Regions from separate parts of the Homo sapiens genome. Here regions 1 and 2 are each linked to region 3. A link is a contact called in ENCODE Hi-C or POLR2A ChIA-PET data. All regions are on one chromosome and are shown on one strand. Each heading gives the region's core, a stretch centred on a gene start or an enhancer-like site at or near the end of the contact. The rest is flanking DNA. Distances are from core to core; before and after follow the strand shown.

Region 1 (3,901 bases), core at 1,402-3,901, 1.0 Mb after region 3:
TTAACAGTGGCAGTTTCAATTTACTGAGCTTCTACTATGTTCCAGATACTATGCTAAGTGTTTTCATACATTATCTCATTTAAACTACATTACTCTGTGAATAGGAATCTTTCTCTCTCTCTCTCTCTCTCTCAGAAGACTGACAAACTAAACCTCAGAAAGCAACACAATTTTCTGGGGTCACACAGCCAAGAAATGGGGGCCAGGTCAAAATTCAACTTAGGTCTCCCTGACAGAAGTATCAAGCTCTTTCCACTTGCTATATATCCCTATATCTCTTATATTTGGTTTTTTGTTGTTGTTGTTGTTGTTTGTTTGTTTTTTGAGACAGAGTCTCACTCTGTCGCCCAGGCTGGAGTGCAGTGGCACAATCTCAGCTCACTGCAAACTCCGCCTCCCGGGTTCAAGCAATTCTCCTGCCTCAGCCTCCCGAGTAGCTGGGACTACAGGCGCATGCCACCACGCCTGGCTAATTTTCTTTTTTTTTTTGGATTTTTAGTAGAGACGGGGTTTCACCGTGTTAGCCAAGATGGTCTCGATCTCCTGACCTTGTGATCCGCCCGCCTCAACCTCCCAAAGTGCTGAGATTACAGGCGTGAGCCACCGCACCCAACCACATTTGTATTTTAAATCCCCTTTAACTTCTACCCCTCATTTACTACCTTGTCATTTTAAAGGTGTAGAGCTTCCTATTATAAAGGGGACAGAAAGGAAAACAATTCTCGCAAGTTTTCTGGCTCCCTCCATTAACTGGCTGGAAATTAGTTTTTGGAGTGTGGCTGCCATGCAAGAGCACCTGAAGAGAGTGGAAAAGGACATGGGGAAGAAGTAAGGAAGTGAGAATCCAGAGACTCTCCAGTGGGCAGCAAGAGACAAGATGTCAAAAAGGTGGGAAAACACTCTTTTGGGGTCCCTCATGCATTATAAAAGATACTACGCCAGAAAGTAAAGAAAGGCTCCTAAATGCTAATTAGCCAACAGGAGAGACCTCAATAAGTTTATAGGCTCCACTAAAGGCTGGAAAGTAAGCTAAAATTTCATAAGCAAAGCAGAAAATAAACAAATCACTACTGCTGAAATCAGGCCCATAAGAACACCAAAGATCCTGGCTCATAAAAGACGTTTTACCAGTCCTTCAACCAACCAGGAGGAATCCAGTTTTCAAACAAACTAATCAGCATTCTTGACTGATCAAGTGGCATAAGCCACTGCCTTGGGTAAAAAGGCAAGTTGCTTTCTTAGTAAGGAAGTCCCATATGGTGGCCATTTCAGTATTCCTTTACCTACACTTTGGGCTTTCCTTATCCATGATTCTGGCCATCTCTGGTGTCCCCAGGTGTCCACATCCCCCCTATAGGATTAACAGATAATGCTGAGTACCATTCTCTCTACATTGCCAACAAAAGATTTCAGCTTTGGTAAACTTAATATGAGGTGGGGGAGGAAGCAACAGTCAATGTGCAGAGTACTACAAAGAATATCAAAACTTGAGAACTTTAAGGGATCTATCACATCTCATCTCCAAACACTTTGACAGACAGGGGAACTTCAAACCAGAAAGGGCACAAGGTCATATGGAGTCACTGACAAAACCACTGCTAGAGTCCAGGCTTCCATGATTCCCAGTCCAGGGCTCTTATCATTAAATAACACAGCCTCCCTTCTTTCCTGGGAGGCACTGCAGGCATGCCATCCCCCTGCCAAGATAATCACCCTCCAAGAGCCCCTCCTCCTATCCCAGTCCCTCCTACAGCACAGCTGAGTTGCAGCTCAAATTAGCAAGTCCCGGAGCAGGGGGCATTTCTGGGAGGGTGCCCAGTCTGAGGGTTGCTGGTACCGAAGAGGAGGGACAAAGATGGAGAAGAAGGTGACATCCCACAAAGGGTTTGGGAGAACTGGGTCCTTGGGGCAGTGGCAGTGAGCCTGCTGGGCTGGATAAAGACACATGCAGTGGCATCTCCCAAAGCGCATTGGGGAAGCAGACCAGCAGTTGGCACCACCTCTAGCAGCAAAAGGAAGGGCTGAGCCTTGATGGGCAGGGAAGCCTGGGGCATCTCCGAGTCCAAGTTGGGCCTCAGGGGTGCCTCCTGGCAGAGTGGCACTGGCGCGCCCGTGAGGTGGCACCAGTGCCCGGGAGGAGGCCCGAGGACACAGATGCCCTGCCTGCCCGTGGGATAGCACCGGCACCCGGCGAAGGCCCAGCCCCCCCGGGAGGTGGCACCGGCGCCCGGCGAACGCCCGACGACCAGGATGCCCAACCCGCCCGTGAGGTGGCACCGACGCCCAGTGAAGGCCAGACGACCAGGATGCCCAGCCCGCCCGTGAGGTGGCACAAGCGCCCGGCAAAGGCCCGACGACCAGGATGCCCAGCCCGCTCGTGGAGTGGCACCCGCGGCTGGCGGAGGCCCAGCCCGCTCGTGAAGTGGCACCGGCGCCCGGCGGAGGCCCGCGGTCCTCACCAGCCGGATCAGCGGCCGCCGTTGCCCAGCCTCCTGCCCCACACGCGGCCTTACCGAGGCACTGCCCCACTGGTGTGCTGAACGGGTTCCCCAGGAGGAACTCCATCTTGGGTGGACAACACGCAGCGGCCCGGGCCCCCTGTCTGCCACCTAGGCCTCCGCTGTAACCCGCCGGACTCCCGTCCTGACTGACACTTGCCCCCTCCCCACTCTCTGGAACGCCGAGCTTAGGGCCTTTGGCCCCGCCCCCTTGCCGCGTCTCTATTGGGGGACACCTACGAAGCCCGCCTCCTATTGGTCGTTACACCTCTGTCAGCAAAGCCCCCACCCACCCCGCAGCGTCCGATTGGGCGGAGGAGCGAGCTAGGTCACCGGAGTCCCTGTCAGCCGTGGCGGCACCTCCCCTGGCCCGCCCCCAAAGGGGAAGCTGCGCATTTTGATTCCTCTGTATATTGGTCAATCTAAAGGATTCTTACTATTATTGGACAAAAGACGAGTCAATCACGCAAATGGACGGAACAGAGGTGAATCTAGGAATATCCCCGCCCATAGAAAGTACTGATTGGAGAAACATTTGTTTTCTCTACGGCTGGTTGGTGTAAGGAGTGTTTCACCACACGGAGATGTGGTCACGTGACTTGTCAACTTTCACCCAGGATGTCTCCCTTCTGACTTCCCCTTAGCAACCAAGTCGCGGCGCTTGGTTCCCCAGCAACCGGGAGACGCGTCTGCTGCGTGGAACCGCCGAGTTCCCAGCGCTTGAGAAGGTGAGACCTGGGAGCTGAGGCTCCCGGAGGACTTGCAGGGACAGATAGTGCCCGACGTAACTCTTTCCTGTGACCTTTTTCTCGGAGAACGCCGGCCCGGCCCTTCTCATTTATAAAATGAGCACGTAGGTCCTCTCCCAGCCACTTTACAGTCGTGTGAGACAGCCAAGACACTTTAGTCCTGGGCTTGTCAAGCTTTTGAATAAAAAAAAAAAAAAATACTAAGGAAGCATTTCCCGAGGGAGCAGGGCCAGAATGGATTTTTAAGGGGTTCCGTCTTCCAGCCTCCTTTCATAGAAAGAGAGGTACCCGGTCCACTGATAACTTTTCCCAGAATTTAGCCATCATAACTGACCTCATAACTATCAAATGATTTCATCTTGGTACTGTATATACCGCTTTGGATGTGAATACGGCTACTCAAGTTCTGTATCCGTCTCTGTCAGTAACTCATTGTACGACTTTGGACAAGTTCCTTTACCTCCCTGGAGCCTCAGGTTCCCTAGCTGGGAAATAAGGGCATTAGGACTCCCTTTTTATGGCCTCCGGAGCTTACATGTACTTAAATAATGCATGTGCACTGAGCACACAGTAAGCATTCAGTAAGTGATTGATTTTATTCTTTTTTAAGAAAAATTTTGTTCATTATTTATTTATTTATTTATTTTTTATTTT
Region 2 (3,632 bases), core at 853-3,352, 1.1 Mb after region 3:
TTGGCTGGGCGCGGTGGCTCACGCCTGTAATCCCAGCACTTTGGGAGGCCGAGGTGGGCGGGTCACAAAGTCAGGAGTTCGAGACCAGCCTAGTCAATATAAACCCCATCTCTACTAAAAATACAAAAATTAGCAGGGCATGGTGGCAGACGCCTGTAGTCCCACCTACTTGGGAGGCTGAGACCACAAAATCGCTTGAATCTGGGAGGCGGAGGTTGCAGTGAGCCGAGATGGTGCCACTGCACTCCAGCCTCTGTGACAGAGGAGACTCCGTCTCAAAAAAACACAAAAAAACAGAAGAAGAAGAAAAAAAAAGAACTTGACAGCCAGAAAGATCCTCAAAGGCAACCTAGTACTTCAACGCATGGAGAAAAATGAGGAAGTAGTTGCATGCCCAAGATCACACAGACCTCAGAGGTTCAGCCAGCATCAGATCCTAGATTTGCACTCCTGCCACAATGCCAAACTGCCTGTGAAGTTCTGGATTTTCTAAAACAGGCAGTGTCAGGGAAAAGTCCCTCATACCTTGCTGTCACCCTGGACACGTTCTAGATACCCAACACTCTCCCACCTTTTTGCTGAACTCCTACTCATCTATCATGGCTCAGCTTAAACAAACGCCCTTTCACCCAAGACCCATTCTAAACCCTGAACATCCCCAAGATGGGAGTAAGCGATTCTCTGTGTTCTCACAGTTTCTTTGTATGTCCCTTATCAGGATATTATAAACCACAATTTAATCAGAATATTATAACCTTTTGCAATGAACAGTGAACATCATTCAGGTGGGCCTTTTTCTTCTTTAATTGAGCTTCTCTACCAATACATACAGGTGGGTCTTAAAGACAACCGTGCCTCCTGCCTCCAGCACAATAAAACTAATTGAATGGTGGGAGGGTGTTACTGCTCTTCATTCACTGAAATGAGTCATTCTCACTCTTACCCTGACACCACTCACCATCAGCAATGAAAGAGCCACTACTTCTAAGCTTCATCAGAGTTGGAGGTGGAGGTGACTCCACAGTCAGAGGTGGAGGTGTCAATTTCTATTTAGGAGAGAAGGCTGCAGATGGCAGAGGTTGTGGTAGGAGGGAAAGTCAGGAAACCTGCAGCAGAAGTGCCCGGGATGGAGGAATGAAGGCCCAGGTTCTAGGTCCCTTCTGGGCAGGTCTTGTGTTGGGCAGTGGAGACACGGAAAACAGTCAGACAGACACCACAAACCTCTGAGAGAGTCTGCCTGTAACCCAGACGAAGTCCTGATTCAGAGCCCAAACTTCCCCTTTTGAAAACAAAGATGACACCTGCTTTCCTTATTAAAGGGAGGGCAGCCATAAGCTTTGAGAAAACCTGCACAGGCCAAATATCAATTACTGTATCGTGCGTGACTCGCTGTTCCCTCTCGGGTCGTCTGCCCTTGTCTGGGCTTCACTTTCTCATCTGTAAAAAGACCTGACTGGCCTGCATAACCTCATGAGCCTGAACCCTGCCTCAGTTACTTCGCTTTGCACAGCCGAAGCCCGAAGCCCACCTTACCCCAGCTCGGCCCCAACCCAAAAGAACATGTCATGGTCTTACCTGTCGGCGGGGCGTAAGCCCGGGCTGGAGACGGGATGGTTGGCCCCGGACTCATAGAAGCGCTGGGGCCACCCGCCGGCCGATTCAGGAGACGGCGTCCCCCGTCCCGCAGCCGGAGGCAGCTCCTCCACATCGCGCCCGAGGGTCTGGGAAGATGCGAGACGCGAAACCTGGAGCAGGAAACACAGAGCGATGGGATCCCCAAAGCCGCACGGTCGGGCTGTACGGAAACCTCTCAACGCCTCCTCAGAGCCCTCAACCTCCCTTGGACGCCGCCATCTTCCGCATGACACCTACGGCGCGCCGTCGCCGCCGCGCGCCTCCTGCGCACACCCCCAGTCAATCAGCATCACAAACGCACCTCGCCCCGCCCCCTCCACGCCGCGCCTCGGCGAGGAGACTACAAGTCCCAGCGGGCCGCTCGCGCACCGCGCCACGTGTTTTCTCCTCCCGCCAATGGGCGGAAGCGCCGCCTGAGCCTGCTCCCGCCCCCCAGGCTCGCCTGAGCCAATCGGAAGGGGCGGGGTGTGTGTGTGTCTGTGTGTGTTTGTGTGTTGTGTGTCTGTGAGTGTCTGTGTGTGTGTATGTGTGCGCGAGGGCAAGTCGGGAGGGGGACCCAGCTCAGGACTGGGAGGCCCTGCTCGCAGGTCCCTGGGTCCCGGTGGCGGCCGGAGCGCTTGCTCCGCAGGCAGCGGGCGGGTGGTCGCCCCTCCCGCCCCCACCCCGCGCGTGCGCGCCCCGGCCTCTCCCTCCCCGCCACCCTCCTCGGCTCCCGCGCGGCGGCGGCGGTTCCTCTCCCACTCCCCCCAGCCCTGGCTCCGGGGGACCCCGCGATGCCGGTCCGCACCGAGTGTCCCCCGCCGGCCGGTGCCTCCGCTGCCTCCGCGGCCTCACTCATCCCGCCGCCGCCCATCAACACCCAGCAGCCCGGCGTGGCCACCAGCCTGCTCTACAGCGGCTCCAAGTTCCGCGGCCACCAGAAGAGCAAGGGGAACTCGTACGACGTAGAGGTGGTGCTGCAGGTGAGCGCCGGGCCGGGCCGGGGCCCGAGGGCCTCCTCGCGGCGCTCACGGGCCGTGCCCGCTTCGGCTCCTCGACCCCGCAGCCGCGGAACAGGCCCTCGCCGCCGGGGCCTCCTGCACCCGGCGCTTCCCACCCGGGACCTTCCCAGCCTGTGTCTCACACTCTCCGAGCCCCAGCCCTGACCTGCCCCTTCGGACCCAGAGCCCGTCGTGACCGGCTCCTGGCGGACCCCGAACACTCCCAGACTTGAAGCCCGTGACCGGCCCGTCTGGGATCCGGAAGCCCCTCATGACTCGGAGAAGGCCTGGGTCCTTCCTCCCCATGACCTGTCGTCCCTAGATCAGGGACTGCCACCAGCCCTTTTCAGACCCTGAAGAACTCTCCATTGGTTTCACCAGACTTGGGACCCTCCCCATGTCTGGGCCCACGTCAGATTCTCTCAGACCTGAGACATGTCCTCCTGCCCCTTCCTCAGTTCCAGGAATCCGCAGACCTTGGGGTCTTCCTCCTCCTGAGATCTCCTTAGGAGGGCTTCATCAGACCCCCAGACGGGGGAGCACCTAACCCGCAACTGATTGGTCAGGCCCTGGCCTCACCTCAAGACCAGGCACTCACTCCCTGAGTGCTGCTCACAGTCTGTTGGGATGTTGCCTCCTGGGTCCCCTGTTCCACTCACTGCTTCTGTCTCTTCATGGTCCAGGCACCCAGCTCCTTCCAGCTTCTCCACCCCCAGGCCTCCTGCCCCTGCTCTGGGACCATTTGCAGTCTTTTCCCAGTCTTCCTGGCCTCTATCCAGACTTCCCCACCCCATACCTTCGTCTTGCTCGATCCTGGTTCCAGGGGACCCTCTTTCCTGTTCTTAACTTTTCTCTACACAGGCACAGGGCTTCCTCTTAGTCTCTGGTACCCATGTACTGGGAAATCTAACTCACCCAATTTTAGTTCATGTCCAGTCGCCTCCCCCCATTTGACCTGGATTCCTGAATACCTGCTGCCAGTCCCTGATCAGCTTCGGAAGTACAGCTTCACTTGTC
Region 3 (3,688 bases), core at 241-2,740:
ACACTGAGGGGAAGCGGCTCAGCCAAGGTCCCAGAGTGGGCCAGTGGACAACCGGCCAGGGCTGATTCGGCAGCACCAGACAGCTTCTGCCACTGCCAGGTCACAGTTCTAGCTGGGTCCTGACTCGTGGCCCCAGAGCACTGGGCAATTTCATCCTGTGTTAAGGCAGCCTCTGGTCACTGCCTTGTCCAAGTCTCTCAGAAACTTTACATATTTGAGCCCCTGGCTGTGTAGATTCTGGGGACTTGGTGGCTGGACACAAAAAAGGACTGAAGAACAAATTTGCTCCCTGCCTGAGGTGTGGGACAGAGCAGCAGGCAGAGGCTGTGAATCTAGGCTGTGCCCCGGGTCCATCTGGCCATGGGTTCTGTCTGCACTAAAGGACCTGGGGCCCTTTCATAAAACCTTAGAAACCCACCCTGATGAAAATGCTATACGGGCCGGGTGCCGTGGCTCATGCCTGTAATCCCAATACTTTGGGAGGCTGAGGCAGGTGGATCACCTGAGGTCAGGAGTTTGAGATCAGCCTGGCCAACGTGGCGAAAGCCTATCTCTACTAAAAATACAAAAAATTAGCCGGGCGTGGTGGTGGGCACCTATAATCTCAGCCACTCGGGAGGCTGAGGCAGGAGAATGGCTTGAACCCGGGAGGCGGAGGTTGCAGAAAGCCGAGATCATGCCATTGCACTCCAACCTGGGTGACAGAGCAAGACTCTGTCTCAAAAAACAAAAACAAAAACAAAACAACAAAACAAAAAAAAAGAAAGCTATAGGATAAATATAAATATAAATATATAACAGAAAAAATGGGTGGAAACTGTTATAGATTAAAACATAGCCAAAAGTCTAATGTGGGACAGGCTGATTTGAACAAGTCAACTGAGAAAGACATTGGTGAGACAGTTGGTACAGTTTGAACCCTGGCGGGCTATGTGATGATGTTCAGGAATTGTTGTTTCAGCAGGGGTGAAGGTATGATGCTTAGTTTTTTGTTTTGTTTTTAGGGTTTGTGTTCTTAAGGAATAAATCCTGTGGTCTCCACAACTCAAACAATCTGGTATTTGAGATTAGCATTAAAATGGTCCAGCGGGCATGTAAGGGGGAAAATGGGGGCTGTGCAGGGGCCATGGTGACAAAGGGAATTCCTGCCGGTGTGGCCAACCCTGCAACCTCAGTGGCTTCTGTCACGGAAGGCAAGCCCCACATCCCAGAGGCATCCAGACTCGGGGCTCTCCATGTGCAGGAGCTTGGGGAGGCTGGGACTGCCCCAGTGTGTGGATCTGCTGTGGGCTTTGCACCTGCTGGACCTTGCAACCCCCACGGCACTCAGGCCCAACCCTCCTCACACCTCCCACCTGCCCTCCTGCCCTCCTGCCCGGCTACTCACAGCGCTCCTCCTGGTCCACACGGCTCCGGCCACCTCGCCTGCTCCGGCCCAGGCCACTCATTACTCAGGATGCTTATTACTAGTCTTAGATTTGATTAGTGCTTGGGCTGCACTTCCTGGGTTTTCCCCTCAACCTGTTGGATGTAAATCAGCCACACCCACTCCCGCCCCCATGCCTGTGCATTGGGTCTCAGGAGCCCAGGTGGGTGGCTGCGGCCCAGGCTCCTGGCGTCCCATGGGGTACACACAGAGCAGTGGAAGGCCTGCCGGGCCTTGCGATGAGGTATTGACTATGGGATGGCCCAGGCTCTTCTAGATCTGGCCTTGGCCATCCCTTGGTCCTCATCTCCTGCCCGCCGGCACACACCCCAAGCCAGGCCAGCTCTCCACCCTCCCAGCATCACTCAGGCCTTTCCCTCTTCCTGGGTATACTTATTCTATTCATTGCCTGGTCGGCTCCTCCTGCTCTTCCTTCAAGGCTCCATTGAGGTGTCACCTCCTCCAGGAAGCCATCCCTGACTGTCCCAGCCTGTCAGGTGGTACTCATTCTCTGTATCTCCTTGACCCTCTCCAACACCTAGCAGAGCACTGGAGAGGCTGAACCCCAGGACCGGACAGCCTGCGTTTGAATCTTGACTCTGCTGCATACTAGCAGAAGGCCTTGGTGGCAATTTATGGAACTCTTCTGTGCCTCCATGTTCTCTGTGTAAAACAAGGATGAGGTCGGGCATGGTGGCTCACGCCTGTAATCCTAGCACTTTGGGAGGCCGAGGCAGGTGGATTGTCTGAGCTCAGGAGTTCGAGACCATCCTGGGCAACACGGTGAAACCCCATCTCTACTAAAAAAAAATACAAAAAATTAGCCGGGTGTGGTGGCGCGTGCCTGTAGTCCCATCTATTTGGGAGGCTGTGGCAGGAGAATGAACCTGGGAGTCAGAGGTTGTAGTGAGCCGAGATCGTGCCATTGCACTCCAGCCTGGGCAACAGAGATGCCATCTCAAAAAAAAAAAAAAAAAAAAGGATGAGAACATTGCCCGCCTCACAGGCGGTTATGAGCATGAAATGAGGGAGGGAGCACAGTTACATTCTTAGAGCAGGTTCTTGGCACACAGTAAGTCCTCAATAAAGGCCGTGGAGGAGGAACATTACAGCCCGTATTGCACTGCATGGCGACTGCACTCCTGTGTCTTCCCCATCGTCTGAAACCTCCCAGGGGATGGGAGGCCCAGCAACAGCCAAAGGCGGAGTGAGAGGAACGTAAAAGCCAAAGAAAGCCCATGGGCCCTTAGGAAGAAACTGAAGGACGAGGAGGACATGGAGAGGTGGAGAGGAAGGAGGGAGGCTGCAGGAAGCAGCTGGAGCAGGGTGATGGTGCACAGAGCAGGAGAGGAGATGCAGACGGTCAGCAAACACAGGAAAATGTCCAGTCTCCCAAAAATCAGAAAAACAACTGAACAATGAAAAACTAACTTTCAGCCATCAGGTTGCAAAGTTTTAAAGTTGGTAACATCAAGGGCAGGGGGGTGATCTACAGAAGCATGAACTCAGGGCCCACTGGAGGGAGGGAGCTGGCAGCAGCGTTCTGGAGAGTAACCAGCCAGGGTCAGTTAAATGCACAACACACACCTAACCCACCCCCCAGAAATTCTCCTCCTCCGTGAGCCTCCTCATGACAGCGAGAAACGGGAAACAATGTAAATGTCCATGCAGCAGAGGATGCCTGAATAAGCAGGGTGCACAGGCCAGAGCCAGGAATCTATTGCACAGTTAAAAGAATGAGAAATCTCGAAGCTTTCAGGACAGACGCTGAGTAAATAAAAGTAGCTTATAGCATGAGCCTTACAGCATGATGCCTTTTAGTAAAACAAAACCAAAAGCAAACAACATGCACACACACACACACACAGTACAGCGCTGTGTTGTCTGTGATCACGCACACATGACTGTGAAGCATAAGAAGTCTGCAAAGACATGCATGACGAAACTGGCTCTCGCCGGGTGGGGCAAGAGGGAACCAGGACTGGGGGTGACCGTCAAAGGGGACTTTAGCCCTATTTGTAGGGCTAAACATTTTACATTTAGGGCTTTTACATTTGTAGGGGTTTTACATTTAATTACTTGTTTACATTTAATTACTTGTGTCAATGAACAGTGACAAAACCATAGCTGGGCTCTGGCAGTGGATTTCTAAGAGAGAGGTAAGAAAGAGATCCCATTGCCAGGAACTTTCTGCCTGTTGAAATGGGCAAGCCCAAAGTCACTACAGGATGCCCTCACTGAGTCCCCCCTCACCTCCTGTTT

Evidence for each region. Hi-C counts contacts between places; a loop is a spot of excess contacts on that map. ChIA-PET counts read pairs that join two places held with the same protein, here RNA polymerase II (POLR2A). Pooled maps may share reads with other maps.
Region 1: a map with no recorded cell type shows a loop between it and region 3 (9-fold over the local background). The contact joins the promoter of TOM1L2 here to the promoter of TNFRSF13B in region 3. A Hi-C loop is called at or near these places in 3 of 37 single-sample maps with no recorded cell type and 6 of 50 pooled maps. POLR2A ChIA-PET finds 5 or more read pairs at or near these places in 1 of 52 experiments (activated CD4-positive, alpha-beta T cell).
Region 2: a loop to region 3 is called in a pooled map, with 4 times the contacts of the local background. The contact joins the promoter of GID4 here to the promoter of TNFRSF13B in region 3. A Hi-C loop is called at or near these places in 2 of 37 single-sample maps with no recorded cell type and 2 of 50 pooled maps.

Annotation. Positions count from the first base shown.
Region 1 is chr17:17,969,749-17,973,649 of GRCh38, forward strand. TOM1L2 (target of myb1 like 2 membrane trafficking protein) reads right to left here and starts at 2,652. Exons shown (of 15, transcript NM_001082968.2): 1 at 2,514-2,652. The coding sequence starts at 2,565. DRC3 (dynein regulatory complex subunit 3) reads left to right here and starts at 3,114. Exons shown (of 14, transcript NM_031294.4): 1 at 3,114-3,226. RefSeq lists enhancers at 2,145-2,714, 3,086-3,405 and a silencer at 2,356-2,405.
Region 2 is chr17:18,037,306-18,040,937 of GRCh38, forward strand. It overlaps GID4 (GID complex subunit 4 homolog), which reads left to right and starts at 2,103. Exons shown (of 6, transcript NM_024052.5): 1 at 2,103-2,597. The coding sequence starts at 2,160. ATPAF2 (ATP synthase mitochondrial F1 complex assembly factor 2) reads right to left here and starts at 1,863. Exons shown (of 8, transcript NM_145691.4): 1 at 1,576-1,863. The coding sequence starts at 1,708. RefSeq lists enhancers at 1,522-1,591, 1,602-1,651, 1,792-1,901, 3,052-3,111 and silencers at 2,012-2,101, 2,112-2,701.
Region 3 is chr17:16,970,628-16,974,315 of GRCh38, forward strand. It overlaps TNFRSF13B (TNF receptor superfamily member 13B), which reads right to left and starts at 1,491. Exons shown (of 5, transcript NM_012452.3): 1 at 1,388-1,491. The coding sequence starts at 1,448. RefSeq lists enhancers at 2,923-3,092, 3,163-3,212.